Regions from separate parts of the Homo sapiens genome. Here regions 2 and 3 are each linked to region 1. Evidence: chromatin loops called from intact Hi-C (ENCODE). Cell type or tissue: endothelial cell of umbilical vein. All regions are shown on one strand.

What was found. A loop is a pair of places that touch in the nucleus more often than their neighbours do. Peaks named below come from ENCODE experiments on the same cell type or tissue, not always from the same donor. Only the 100,000 strongest peaks of a DNase experiment are listed, where the experiment ranks them.
Region 2: it touches region 1 in a loop (6-fold over the local background); 18 of 110 quality-filtered maps call a loop at or near these places.
Region 3: a loop joins it to region 1, with 4 times the contacts of the local background. A loop is called at or near these places in 7 of 110 quality-filtered maps.

Annotation. Positions count from the first base shown.
Region 1 is chr4:98,465,391-98,470,390 of GRCh38, forward strand. It overlaps TSPAN5 (tetraspanin 5), which reads right to left. Exons shown (of 8, transcript NM_005723.4): 8 at 4,977-5,000. Among named protein-coding and RNA genes, the nearest start is that of TSPAN5, 190 kb to the right of the region's middle. In endothelial cell of umbilical vein, a CTCF peak has its summit at 2,311 (motif pointing right); DNase peaks (open chromatin) are centred at 2,361 and 3,481; H3K4me3 peaks cover 296 bases; H3K27ac peaks cover 544 bases.
Region 2 is chr4:98,825,931-98,830,930 of GRCh38, forward strand. All of the region lies in intron 2 of LOC105377343 (a long non-coding RNA gene), which reads right to left. Among named protein-coding and RNA genes, the nearest start is that of EIF4E, 100 kb to the right of the region's middle. In endothelial cell of umbilical vein, no CTCF peak of the experiment used is centred here; no DNase peak of the experiment used is centred here.
Region 3 is chr4:98,726,556-98,731,555 of GRCh38, forward strand. No RefSeq gene overlaps it. Among named protein-coding and RNA genes, the nearest start is that of TSPAN5-DT, 70 kb to the left of the region's middle. In endothelial cell of umbilical vein, no CTCF peak of the experiment used is centred here; a DNase peak (open chromatin) is centred at 2,066; H3K27ac peaks cover 1,339 bases.

The DNA of each region.
Region 1 (5,000 bases):
CAATTCCAAGACTCTCTATACTGGACCTTGCTGCTTATCTGAGCTTTTCCCCACTCTTTCGTCTGGAGGTTCTGGGCCCTTCCCAACCTCCCCAGCAGCATAGGCTTTATTATGGCCCCTTCCACATTCCCCAGGGGCCCAGACCAAACCTCTCTTCCTTCTTGAGACCATCTTCCATTAACCCCTGTGTTCTTCCTGTATCTCAACCAGGCACCATTTTGAGAGATGTCAGTTTAGCTCTTGATGAATTGGAAATTTTCCACATGTGGGGTTTTCCCCTCCATCAGTTTACATTTCCTCAGGAACTTATGCAGCGTGCTTATAACACCTGCCTGGAACACAGTAAACTTCTAGTCAATAAATGTGACCTGTTATTTCAAGGGATAGATGATATATTCACCCCTAGTACCCAGCCTGCAACAGGTAGCCAGAGAACTAGTGGGCCTGATTCAGTTGCAAAGTAACAAGACTAAAGACAGCACAAGTGTGGAAATATGGCTATTTTCTTTATAAAACTTGAGTCACTCTAACAACTTGAATTTAAGATAATTTACTTCAAATAAATACAGAATGCAGACTATGACTTAATCATAATAAATCATTCTCTATGTTTAAAATGTCCCACAAAATGTTGATTGTTTTCTTTTTTTGTTTTTTTGAGTTGGAGTCTCAGTCTGTCTCCCAGGCTAGAGTGCAGTGGCGTGATCTTGGCTCACTGCAAGCTCTCCCTCCTGGGTTCACACCATTCTCCTGCCTCAGCCTCCAGAGTAGCTGGGACTACAGGTGCCCGCCACCACACCCGGCTAATTTTTTGTATTTTTAGTAGAGACGGGGTTTCACTGTGTTACCAGGATGGTCTTGATCTCCTGACCTCATGATCTGCCTGCCTAGGCCTCCCAAAGTGCTGGGATTACAGGTGTGAGCCACCACACCCAGCTGATTGTTTTCTTTTTTACGTATTTTTTTTGTTTGAGTCAGGATCTTGCTCTGTTGCTCAGGCTGGAATGCAGCAGTGCAATCATGGCTCACTGCAGCCTCCATCTCCTAGGCTCAAGCAATCCTCCCACCTCAGCCTCCAACATAGCTGGAATTATAGGCTTGTGTCACCATGTCCACCAATTAGAAAAATTTTTTGTAGGGAGACGGTCTCACTATGTTGCCCAGGCTGGTCTCAAACTCCTGGGCTCAAGCCATCCTCAGGGTGAGTCTATAAAGTGAAAGCAAATTTATTAACAAAAAAAAGGAATAAAAGAATGGCTACTCCATAGACAGAGGAGTTCTCAGGGTTGCCAATTGCCCATTTTTATGGTCATTTTTTGATGATGTGCTAAACGAGGGGTGGATTAGTCATGTCTCGCCTTTCTAGACCATGTAGGGTAACTTCCTGACATTGCCATGGCATTTGTAAACTGTCATGGCGTTGGTGGGAGTGTAACAGTGAGGACGACCAGAGGTCACTCTCATCGCCATCTTGGTTTTTGTGGGCTTCTTTACTGCAACCTGTTTTATCAGCAAGGTGTCTATGACCTGTGTCTTGTGCCAACCTTCTATCTTATCCTGTGACTTAGAATGCCTAGCCATCTGGGAACATAGCCCAGTAGGTTTCAGCCTCATTTTACCCAGGTCCTATTCACAATGGAGTTGTTCTGGTTCAAACGCTTCTGACAAGACCAAAGCAAAATCCAGGTGATTCACACTGGTGGTATGTATGCATATATGTGTGTATTTCTAAGTACAGTGTGTAGAAGTAACACACTGGTGGTTTTAGAAGAAATATAAAGATGTTCTATTCCTTGTTTCTGGAGAGTTGCTCATTTTGAAGAGGAATTGAAGTGCAAACCAGGGTCCTGGGGCCTTTTGTCACAAAAACCTCTGAAGTTCCAATGGAGGGTGGTGTTCCCTGGGAGGGAGGGTGCAGAGCATTGTCCTCCCAGCCCCATTGAGGACACCTTTAGGACAGTGCCTCTGCCTGGAAGATGAGCAGCTTTAGGCAGTCACCATCGTCGTCTAGAAACCACATTTGAAAACTGGTGGGAGGACAAGGCCCAGCTCCATCCTGCCGCGATAAACTCCCAGCAGCAAGATCCCAAGCAGGATAGATGGTGATGGGAGCAAAACGTCCTGTTCTCTCATCTTTCCAAAACAAGCCTTGCCATTTTCAGGAGCGTGTAAAGGAAATAAAACACCTACCCGCCCTAAGCAGGCAACATAAGCTGTGTACCTTCAAGTTTCTCCAAAGCACAAGCGCCTCTGAACATACAGTGTTTTTATCCCTGAACTATTCCAACTCCAGTCCGGAGTGGTTTTACGCAGTCGACACTAGAGGGCAGGCCATTAAAACGTTCCCGTTCAAACGAGTTGCTCTGCAAATGCAAGAGCTGACACAGCACCTGAAGGTCCGCTCCGTATCTGAAAAGTAGCTTTCCCCCACGGAGAATGCAAGCGTGCGTTCGGTATGGGGCAAGAGCGTGGGAAGCCTGCTACTGCTTTCCTTTCGGGGCATATTTACAGTGAAAGCCCGTGAACTCGCCTGCTCTTCCCTTAGATTTACTTTACTTGGGAATTCCTAGAAGTGGAAAAATAAATCACAATGGCCAGTGCGGGTCCCCAGAGGTTTAGCCCCGGCTAATGGATAACAGGAAGGGACTAAATCAGCCTCCTCTCACCAGCGGCAAGTTTACAAGAGAACCACTCAGCATGAAAACGCCAAAGCAAGCTGTACTTAATCCCTCAAGAAGTCCTAAAAACTGTAATTTTATTAAGTTAGAGACAGGGTCTTCCTCTGCCAACCAGGATGGAGTGCAGTGGTGCGATCATACTTCACTCCTGGGCTCAAGCTGTCCTCCTGCCCCAGCCTCCAGAGTCGCTGGGAGTACAGGTGCATGACGCCAGGTCCAGCTAATTAAAAAAAATTTTTTTTTTCATTTTTTTAAGACACGGGGTCTTGCTATGTTGCCCAGGCTAATCTTGAATTCCTGTCCTCAAGCAATCATCCTGTTTTGGCCTCCCAAAGTGCTGGGATTACAGGTGTGAGCCAGCCACCTTGTCTGGCCTAAAACTGTAATTTTATAAACTCTTTGTGGCAAACCCCTCCAAACAAAAAGGCTCGGGTGAGTGTAAGGATGGCTTTGCTCCAAGTTCAGAGTTTGGCTTCTCCGCCGTGCTCCCTGCCCCCACCCACCCCCCCACCCCCATCTGACTGCCTTGTCTGTTATCATGTGTAGATTTTCTATGGATTTTATTGTGTCATCATGATAAAGCCAATGTTAATGTATTTTTCAGGCAAATGCTGCATTTTCCTCCTCAAAGACTAGGCTTCTCACTCTGGAATTGGGCAGCACCTAGAAGCAGCCCCATGGCCTCACTGGAGAGAGCTCTGGCCATGAAACCCTGCTGGCCAGCGTTTATAGAGGGCTTCCCAGTTCTTCATTGGAGGTCTAAACAGGATTTCCCTAGAGAAGGAGGGCTTCGTGGAATAAATGACAAAGGGAGTTGGGGTGGCCTGCCAGGTCACTGGGCTCCAGCTCCTCATTGTTCAGCCCACAGGCTTCCCAGGGCGCCTGTCCAAGCCAGCCGGAAACAGACGAAACTGCAAAATCACTCCATTCCTGCCCACACAAACACGGGGAAATGAATGATCACTTTGCACAAGAAACCTCCAAGAGACACTTTGAGGATCCCCTTGAGGAAAGGACAACTGGGACCTGTGGCAGGAAGAAGGCTGAAAGAAAAGTCCAGGTTTATTACTCCCTGGGAGAAGGAAGAGGAAGAACAAAGGAAATGCACTTCTTTAAGTACTTCATGATGCAAAATATTTTTAAATTCCTGAGTTCACATTTAAAAACTGTATATTTTTAAATTATAGGAGCAATGATGTTAGTGGTAACCAGCCCAACAACAGAAATAAAGAGAAATTTAATAAGCTTCCCCTAAAGTCTACCTTCTACACATTGAAGAAACTTCCTCCAAGTTTTTGAGTTTTATAGACAAAGCATCCTTTTACTTCTGAGCTGTCATTTTTTTTTCCTTTGTTGGCTTATAGTTTGCAACAAGCAAAGAGGGCCAATGTAGACAATAAGAAAACTCAAGAAGCAGGGATTGGCCATCTCCAATCATCACTGATAAATTTCCTTAAAATCAAAATAACGTTGTTTCAAATATCTGAGATATGAGGCAAAACGTTTCTTGAACAAGTCTGACACTATGTTGTCAGGATCTAAGTGTGCTATATGAACCTTAAAATTTGTTTTCATTTGATCTTTGAAAAAAGTATTTAATCAGTTCTAACGACGGAAGTCTTCTTCTGCAGTGATAATTCACAATGAAAGACATTTAAGCTGACGTTTCTCTAATGGGTTTTTAAGATTCCAGCTCCAAGGGACTGTGAGAAATTATTTTCTTATATAAAAGGTTGTGAATATTATCAACATTTATCTAAGCCCATAAGTCATAAATCCCACCAGGCATTAAATTTTCAAGGGAGCTTTTAAAACATAGATTACCCTGTCTCCCACTCCAGAACTGCTAGGGGTAAGGTCTGGGGAATCTGTATTTCACATGGTCCCCAAGTGATTGTAACCAGCAGATGACCTCATGGGCAGGGATTTCCTACATACGAGGCTCTGGCCTCTGTGTCTTGTCAGTCAGCATTTTTAAGTACAAAGGAACCTTTCCCTTCCCAACTACAAAATCTTACCTTTCTGTTTCCCCTCCTAGAAAACTGGATCAGAACAATGCTTCTCAAAGTGTAGTCCCCAAACAAGCCGCAAACAGCATCACCTACGATCTTATCAGAATACAAATTCTCCAGCCCCACCCCAGACCTACTAAGTTAGAAATTATGGGCACGGAGCAAATGCATTCATGTGTTTTAACAAGTCCTCCCAGTGATTCTGACACCTGCTAAAGTTTGAGAACCACTGGATTCGAAAATTTCACAATTTCAAGAAAGAAGTAATGAAGAAAGACACACCATGTAAGGTAGAACCAAGTTTATTAAT
Region 2 (5,000 bases), 360 kb after region 1:
AATTGTTTTTAACAAAAGCTTAGGGAAAATTTATTCCATATAGGTTTAGAGAATTGGACATAATGTACAGAACTTGAGAGCACAAATTTCTGGTTAAGCACAGTTACCAATAAGTTCAAGCTTGGAATTTTTAAGAGCAAAAAGTAGGTAGACACTGGTAATTTCTCTTAAATTATAGAAAAAATTGTCTGGCACATTGCAAATACCCAAAACTTTTTTTTGTTGGATTAATAAAGGAAAGAATACAATATAGTGAATACAAGGGCTCCAAACACACAAAATAATTCATTGCAATCACACATTAGAAGAGACAGTTCCAAGTTTAGAGAATTACCCTCCTTGCCTCACTTTCAGCTCCTCTCTACTTTTTGTCAGCATATTTCTGCTGAGGATGGTCATTTTACCTCATAAAGGTGTCCTCTCACTACCCTTGAAATAACTTACTCATAATATAGGAAGAGACAATAGACAGGGAAAATAAGTCAAACATTAAATCAGCAGTGTCAATATAACACATATTGTAAAGTTAGGAGTTTGGTCCCAGACCTCACAAACCCAGTTTAAGTACTGGCTCTAGCAGTGGACTTTAAGCAAATCATTGACTCTCTTTGAATCTCAATTTTCTCAGATGTCTTACTCAGCTACTGATTATTTAAAGATTTTTTTTAAATAATAGGTTTGAGATATAACTCACATATCACACAGTTCACCTATTGAAAGTATACAATTAAATGGTTTCTAGTGTAGTCATAGAGTTATGCAACTACCACCACAATTTTAGAATGTTTTCATTACCCCTATACCTATTAGCAATCACTCCACATTTCTCTCCATCCTCCCTCCCTCAGCCCTAGGAAATCACCAATCTATATTGTCTCTATAGATTTGCCTATTCTGGACATTGCATATAAACGGAGTTATACAATATATGGTCTTTCATAACAGGCATCTTTTACTTAGCATAGTGTTTTCAAGGTTCATCTATGTTGTAGCATGTATCAATATTCCATTTTATTGATAAAATATACTCTGTTTTATGGATGTACAATGTTCTATTTATCCATTTATCTGTTGATAGATCTTTAGAGATTTTGTTAAATGGCTTCTGTTCCTTGGAGTAACATTAACTTAGGTGGGTTGCTTTTTTCCCTTTAGTTATCTACAACCAGTTTATAAATGAAATTCCTCATTAAAATAGGTAGTTAGCCAACACCAAGCAAATGTTCTTAAAATGCCATTATTGTCCTTTGCTCAAGCAGTTGTAGGATCCTGCCACATTTGTCATCTTGACCTCATTTATGGCCATATATAGACACTGCCCACTACCAACAACTGCAACACCATCTAATCCTTGATTTCAATGGCTCTGCTCTGGTACCTTCTATGTTTTCAGTTGACTTCCTCAACTACTGTCACTCCAGCAACTCTTTGCCCTCACCAGAATATCCAGTCCATCCACCCTCCAATCTTTTCACTGTCCAGCAATCCCTTCATGTTCCCTCTCTCTCTCTCTCTCTCTTTTTTTCTTTCCGACACACCAAGGTCCATGCAGGAAACTGCATGTTCTCATTTCCTTCCTTACCCAGCTTAGAAGCCATGATCCATCATCATCATCATGATCATCATCATTCTCCTGCAGGAAAACTCCACTCCTAGTCCCTCTGCCCTCTGTTGTCCTTGCCCAGCAACGTTATAGCCCTGGTCTAATGCCCTGCCTACTCTGTCCCCAAATTTGAGAAACTGAACATGACTGGATAAAACCACCCAATATGCTGAGGGTCATTACTTTAAATGAGTGATCACAAATCTCAAGAGGGCTTCCAGTATGCCTGAAAAATCCTATTTCATTTCCTGTGTTTATTTACTCAGTTTCCTCTACAGCTGTTGCACACTTTCTTCCCTCTTCTTAAATTTCGAGCCTCTTGCCCTTTCTCACTCTCACTGATGAACTCGCTTTTTATTTCACTCAGAAAACAGCTGCAATCATAAAATAACTTTTTTGGCATTCCTTCAACAAATCTACCTTCATCTATATGCATATACTCTGCCAGAATCTTTCCAATTACAGCAGATGAACCAAGTTTGTCAGAGCGAGAGTATACATAACCACTGATGAAAGTTCTGAAAAAAAGATTTAGATAATCATGGAGATTTTAGAGTTAAATTAGTGTAAAGTATATAGAAAACTAATTTTAGGGCCATATTCTCCACTTGTATACTGGATCCCAACCCCTCTGGCATTCTGCAAAAAATTGCACAGCAAAAAAAAAAAAAAAAAAAAAAGTAATCCTAGTTTACTACCTGGCTTATCTATGGATAAGGTTTAATAGTCATAATAAAATAAACCTGAATATGGACCTAACAAAAATTATGGGGTTAGGCATCATCTATTAATTTCCCACCATGGAAGATGAAAATTTAGCTTTCTGTCCTTCCCCTCAGCCTCTCTGATAAATAAGAACTTAAGAAAGTAATTATCTCTACTCTGTCATCCCTTTCTCACTGTTCATAGGAGAGCCACATCAGAGCATTTTTGAGCATTTTCCTTCATGGGGAAGGCTCCAGGGTGGTTCTTAAAAAAATAAAGAAAGAAGAAAGAAGGAAAGAAAGAAAAAGGAAGAAAGAAGGAAAGAAAGAAAAGAAAGAAAGAAAAGAAAAGAAAAGAAAAGAAAAGAAAAGAAAAGAAAAGAAAAGAAAAGAAAAGAAAAGAAAAAGAAATATTAATGTCCCTCTCTTCCCCATACCACTAGGATCTAGGGTGTTCCCTCTGCAGGTGCTAAGGTTTTTGCTCCCTCTTCCATTGCTACAAAATCCAGTCCAGTGGCTATGTCTTCACCTTCTTTTCCAGTCATATCCCTGCTTTTACTCATCATTTTGTTGAAAAGGTCAAGTGCAAGATGGACAAAACTTACAGAGGCCTATTACATCACAAACTCTGGCCAACCTGGGCCACTATATGGGGACTTGGCAAGCAGTGTGCTTAACTTAGTGGTCATTATCTTTATGATCTAGGATCATGTCAATACAAAAAGAGAATCCCAGTGCCTGAGTCAGAATTAAGTTTGACTCTTCTGTGCCCCCTTTTGGCTAGTTGTCGCTCGGAGGGTGTGCCAAACAGGCTGGCCCTGGTTGCTCTTAGAAGAAAGAAAGAAGCGTGCCCAAGAATGGTCGGGACAGAATCCCACTAAGTCTACATAGCCCTTCACCTCTGGTCATCACCCAGGGAGTGACTGAGAGGAAATGACTCCTTTTGGGAAATAGCTGCGTTAATTGATCAGATTGCCTCACTAAGGTGTGTTGAGTGGTAGGAGGTGAAGGAAGGAGAATTAGAAATCTTTTTGAGTGGGTTTTTTAGGAGGCCATTCTAACACTCAATGATACCAGATGCCTGTGAATGGTAGAGAACATGGAAGGTCCATTGAATTTCTTCACAATCAGCCTATTGTTGAGTGGCTAATTTTGTGACAGTCACTTTTATGATAAAAAGTATACTAATATCAGACTACAAGTGATTCAAAAGTCCAAGTACCTAACACAGGTGACTTTCAAGGACCACAATTCTGGACAGTAAATGAACTTTTCCCCTGCTTGAGAGGAAGGGACTATCTCTATCTTCCTTGACTGTTCACTACAACAACGTGAAAAAAGTGTCTGGACCCAGGCAGGCAGAGCCTCTGCTTGCAAGATGTACAGAAACGTGAGAGACCCATTTCTTTAAACAAATAGTTGGATACAGAATTAATATCAGAAGGAATGACAGAAAGATATATATTTACATATTTATATGTACATGTATAAACATATACACACACACATACACACATGCATATATATATCACAACGAATTACAACACAAAGTAGGGCTGAGTGCGGTGGCTCATGCCTGTAATCTCAGCACTTTGGGAAGCCAAGGCGAGTGGAACACTTGAGGTCAGGAGTTCAAGACCAGCCTGGCCAACGTGGTGAAACCTCATCTCTACTAAAAATACAAAAATTAGCTGGGCATGGTGGTGCCTGCCTGTAATCCCAGCTACTTGGAAGGCTGAGGCAGGAGAATCACTTGAACCTGGGAGGCAGAGGTTGCAGTGAGCTGCAGTCATGCCACTGCACTCCAGCCTGGGCAACAGAGTGAGACTCTGTCCAAAAAAATAATAATAATAATAAAAGAAACAAATGGGTTAATTATTAAAATTAATATTGCTAAAATAAGAAATAAATAAGCCTGTGAATATGATACCCCAAGAACACAATAGCATTCATATTGTTTTCCAGCCAAAAGTTCATACCTGAATCTGACTATGAGAAACCATCAGACAAACCCAAACTGAAAAAATTCTATAAAACAACTGACCTGCCTTCTCCAAAATGTCTTATGAAAGTCAAAGACATTCTTATGAAAGACAAAGAGAGACTGAGGAACGTCCTCTAAAGAGAGTGAAGAGTCATGATAACCAATGATCCGCGACTGATCCTGTCCCAAGAAAGAATGAAATTGCTACAGATGACATTATTGTGACAATTAATGAGATTGGAATATGGGCTGCAGATTAAATAATAGCATATAGCAATTTTAAATTTCCTGAGTTTGATTACTGTATTATTACAACATAAGAAATATTTTTGTCTGTAGGAAATACACATGGAAGAATTAACAGGTAAAGGGGCATGATAAAAGTAACATACTCTCCAATGGGTCAGAAAAAAATGTATCTATACTGAGAAAGAGATAATAAAATAAATATGGCAACATGTTAAAACTTGGTGAATCTGAGCAAGAGGAGTATGGGAGTTCTTTGTACTATTTTTGCAACTTTCTGGTAAGCTTGAATTTTTTAATAAGAAGGAAAAATAAAAAATTTAAAATAACAAATACTTGGGGGTAAAGTATTAAGAAGAATTATTCAAGATCTCTATGAAGAAAACTTTAAAACTCTACTAAGAGACACAAAAGGAGCCTTGAATAACTAAAAAGGCATCATAATGAAGAAATAGCTTCATTA
Region 3 (5,000 bases), 260 kb after region 1:
TAAAAAATTATAAAGGGGATATCACCACTGATCCCAGAGAGATACAAACTACCATCAGAGACTACTATAAACACCTCTACACAAATAAACTAGAAAATCTAGAAGAAATGGATAAATTCCTCGACACATACACCCTCCCAAGACTAAACGAGGAAGAAGTTGAATCCCTGAATAGACCAATAATAGGCTCTGAAATTGAGGCAATAATTAAGAGCCTACCAACCAAGAAAGTCCAGCAGGACCAGACGGATTCACAGCCGAATTCTACCAGAGGTACAAGGAGGAGCTGGTACCATTCCTTCTGAAACTATTCCAATCAATAGAAAAAGAGGGAATCCTCCCTAACTCATTTTATGAGACCAGCATCAACCTGATACTAAAGTCTGGCAGAGACACAACAAAAAAAGAGAATTTTAGACCAATATCCCTGATGAACATTGACGCAAAAATTCTCAATAAAATACTGGCAAACCGAATTCAGCAGCACATCAAAAAGCTTATCCACCATGATCAAGTGGGCTTCATCCCTGGGATGCAAGGCTGGTTCAACATATGCAAATTAATAAACGTAATCCATCATATAAACAGAACCAAAGACAAAAACCACATGATTATCCCAATAGATGCAGAAAAGGCCTTTGATAAAATTCAACGGCCCTTCATGCTAAAACTCTCAATAAATTAGGTATTGATGGGATGTATCTCAAAATAATAAGAGCTATTCATGACAAACCCACAGCCAATATCATACTGAACGGGCAAAAACTGGAAGCATTGCCTTTGAAAACTGGCACAAGACAGGGATGCCCTCTCTCACCAGTCCTATTCAACATAGTGTTGGAAGTTCTGGCCAGGACAATTAGGCAGGAGAAAGAAATAAAGGGTATTCAATTAGGAAAAGAGGAAGTCAAATTGTCCCTGTTTGCAGATGACATGATTTTGTATTTAGAAAACCCCATCATCTCAGCCCAAAATCTCCTTAAGCTGATAAGCAACTTCAGCAAAGTCTCAGGATACAAAATCAATGTGCAAAAATCACAAGCGTTCCTATACACCAATAACAGACAAACAGAGAGCCAAATCATGAGTGAACTCCCATTCACAATTGCTTCAAAGAGAATAAAATACCTAGGAATCCAACTTACAAGGGATGTGTAGGACCTCTTCAAGGAGAATTACAAACCACTGCTCAAGGAAATAAAAGAGGACACAAACAAATGGAAGAACATTCCATGCTCATGGATAGGAAGAATCAATATCGTGAAAATGGCCATACTGCCCAAAGTAATTTATAGATTCAATGCCATCCCCATCAAGCTACCAATGACTTTCTTCACAGAATTGGAAAAAACTACTTTCAAGTTCATATGGAACCAAAAAAGAGCCTGCAGGTGTGAGCCACCACGTCCGGCTGATAAGAGCTAATGTTTCTAATGCCTGTGTGTGGCATGCACTTTCCATGGATTCTCTCATTTAGTATCCAGGAAATTTCCATCTAAATCAGATTGAAATCCTTAAAGTTTAGGCAATGACGTATCATGACATACAAGTACGACTAAAGATCAGAACTTTCTTCCCAAACCCAAAAGGACAACACAAACTTCCCTTTTCCTCAAGTAGAAGGTAGAAAACCATAGCAACATCAAATTTCACAGGAACAAATTGAAAATTGTGTAGCTATGAAAGAGGCCCCAGTGTTATCATCCTATTATAGTTGGGTTCTCTTATCAATTTATTATTCATTTATTCATCCGTGCATTCACTCATTCGACATTTATTGAATACTTGCCCTGTGATGTACCACGCCAAGTTCAAGGGCTATAAAGATAAAGAAGACACATCTTCTGCCCTTGAGGAACTCACAGCCTAGCAAGAGAGACAAATATGAGAGTAAGTAATTCCACTGAAGGCATAAGTGTGATATTAGAGGATCAGCACAGAATGCTGTGGGAGCCCAGAGCAGGAAATGGCTAACTAACCCCTGCCTGCGAGACACGGAGTACTTCCCAGAGGATACCACCCGAGATAAGGGCTTCATCAGGCAGGGTGCAGGAAATGAGCCTCTGAGCAGAGGAAGGGGTTTGCACAGGCATGGAGGCATGACTCATGCTCATTTGGGCAACTGTGTGTAGCTTGATATAACCAGAGCTAGGAAGCCAGCAGATGGGGTGGGAGGAAGGAAAACAGAAGCCAGAAGGATTTTTAAACAAATTCATGATTAGATCAGATCTTATAAAAATTCCTCGGGAGGCTGAATGGAAACTAAGTTAATGAGGCAAGGCCAGCCAGAAAAAGGCAAAGAATACCTGGCATTTTGAAGCTGCTACTTGGATGCAGGTGTTTTGACTCAGGGATATTTTGAGGTGGCCTGAAAGTAATTTAATTTTCAACTCCTAAAAATTACTAAGTCATGTGCAAAACACTCATCTCACCTCATCACAGAACCCCACCTCATGCTAGCCCCTGCATCTAGGATGAAGCTCAGGGAAGGGGTGGAGGTTGGAGCTGGGGTTAGGGGTAGAGGGAGTATTTCACAACATCTTACAGATAAGCCACATATAGCCAGGAGGCGGTTTACTGCAGGTTCCTACCTCAGAAAGAGCCATTAATATGCAACAAGCATCCTGCTCCTTCTCTGTGAATTTCCTTGTATTTTGCAAGAGCTGCACCTCAAAATTTCTGGTTACTCCCTTGCCATTATGATTGTAGCAATAATTTAGTTTTGGTTAATAAATGTTATTAAGTGCTTTAACTGATGTTCCTATTTTCCTTAGAAAAATCTCAAAAACCTCTGCTTTTATGGGCTTCCATAAAATGTTCAATTTATTTTTGGGATTCAGGTTATGCATTGGGAGGGAAGCTGGAGAGAGAGTATATCAATTAGGATGATTTTAGTTGTAAGTAAAAACAAAGTTATTGGCCTGAAGGAGTTCAAGAAATGCCACCCCGGAATATGCCAGCTGCTTTGGTATGCTGATTACTTCAAACTAGGGGGCACTTGGGGAACAGAAGACGCAGGCAGAGGCTTTCTCTGAGCTCCCCTTATCTACCTAAAGACAGATAGTCCAGAAGGAGCTCAGCTGTCCTGAATCCCCTTGGGAATCTCATCAGTCAGAGAATGAGGAATCTCTTAACCAAGATTAACTTGGAACACAGGGTCTCACTCTGCCACCCAGGCTGCTACCCAGGCTGGAGTGCAGTGGCACAATTGCAGCTCACTGTAACCTCAAACTCCTGGGCTCAAGCAAGCCTCCTGCCTCAGCCTCTGGAGTAGCTGGAAATACAAGCTCGTGCAACCATGCCCAACTAATTGTTTTACTTTTTGTAGAGATGGGGTCTTGCCATGTTACCTAGGCTGGTCTTAAGCTCCTGGCCTCAAATGACCCTCCCACATTGGCCTCCCAAAGTGCTGAGAGTGTGCAGACGTGAGCCGCTATGCATAGCCCAAAAGTCATCTTTTAAAAGAACTCGTGAAAAATAATATTAAATACAGATGTGACTGAAGTATGAAGTGACAATTTTTATAATTGGGAAATCGAGAAATATGTAATAAATGTCAGGGATATTTTTGATAATATAGAAAAAATGAATTTATATTCGTCCAGGCTGTTTTGACTCAGAGGCTTGGGAACTGATTAGGAAATAATCCCAGGAGTCCGAGGGTGAAATAACTGGTTAGGGCCTAGACTAAAGTTGTGGTTGGGGGCTTTGGAAAGGAGGGAACTGAACTGAGAGATTTATTTAACAAATGGGACCCAGGACTTGGTGATTGGGCCTGAAAGTGCAAAGGAGAGATTAACTTCCAGGTTTCTGGATCAGGTAGCTCACTAGGGAGGAAGACCCATCATAGAAATAAGAACTAGAGGAAGAAAAGGAAAATTGGAAGATGTGGAAAGAAAAGTTGTCCCAAACTCTTTCTGGGTCTGATTTAATTTACAACCTCATTCTGGGAAGAAATATATGCATTCTCTGATAAAAATGGATAAGCAATTATCTGATAAACTTTAATAGAATTAAGACTCGTTCTAGGAAGCAGTCATGATGACTTCATCATCTCTAGGTAGGGATGATGACTGACATCCCTACCTAGTTGACTGTCAGTGAAGAGTCTTGTGGCCATTAACCAAACCTTCTCTTTCCCTTCCTTGTTTAACAGTGAGGATTTAACTTTCTCTTTACCTACAAGAAGCACTACCAAGAGTTAGTTTTTGAAATAACTCCTACAGGTCTTTTCTTTTGGAGCAAGATTATGACAAAACTTCAACAGATGCTTATAACTGGAGGATTGTAGAGGAGGATCCTGTCTTCTTCATTTATAGGTATTTTAAGTCCTAGTTCTATGGAAATAATAATCTAAAAATAATTGTTAAAGTAACACATGTTCAGAAAGTTTGGAAAAATTCATAAAATTAGAAAGCATAGGAAACTTACTTGTACATCATCCTTATGCATTCATTTTTTCACTATTTATATTTCCTTCTACAAATTTTGTGTCCAAAGCCTTTAACTGTTTTTCTGTTGATGATTGTCTTTATAATGAAATCGTTGGAATGTTTTATAAATTAAGAATATGACCCCAAATCAATTGACCTTTTAAGGTGGGAAGCTCATTTTGTGGTGAAGACCCCTGCTTAAAGTTGGGTTCCTTAGTAACTCCTCTCATTGTGTTGTTTATTAACAAAAGCACACCAACATGGCACATGTATATGTAACAAACCTGCATGCTGTGCACATGTACCCTAAAACTTAAAGTGTAAAAAAAAAAAAGGTCTGTTTTATCAGAGACAAAAAAAAAAAAAGCTAATTGTTCTTCAGCACTTACTACTTGCCAGACACTAGTCAGCTTGGCTTCCTGAGAAGAACCATGTCTACCCTTAGCTGCAATCCTGATGGTGAGTGCAGTGTCTAGCACACGAGAGGGAATAAGAACTTGATGAACATGACAATAGTAACAATCTTGAATAACTATTTGCCAGGAGTTACTAAACATGTTATATACA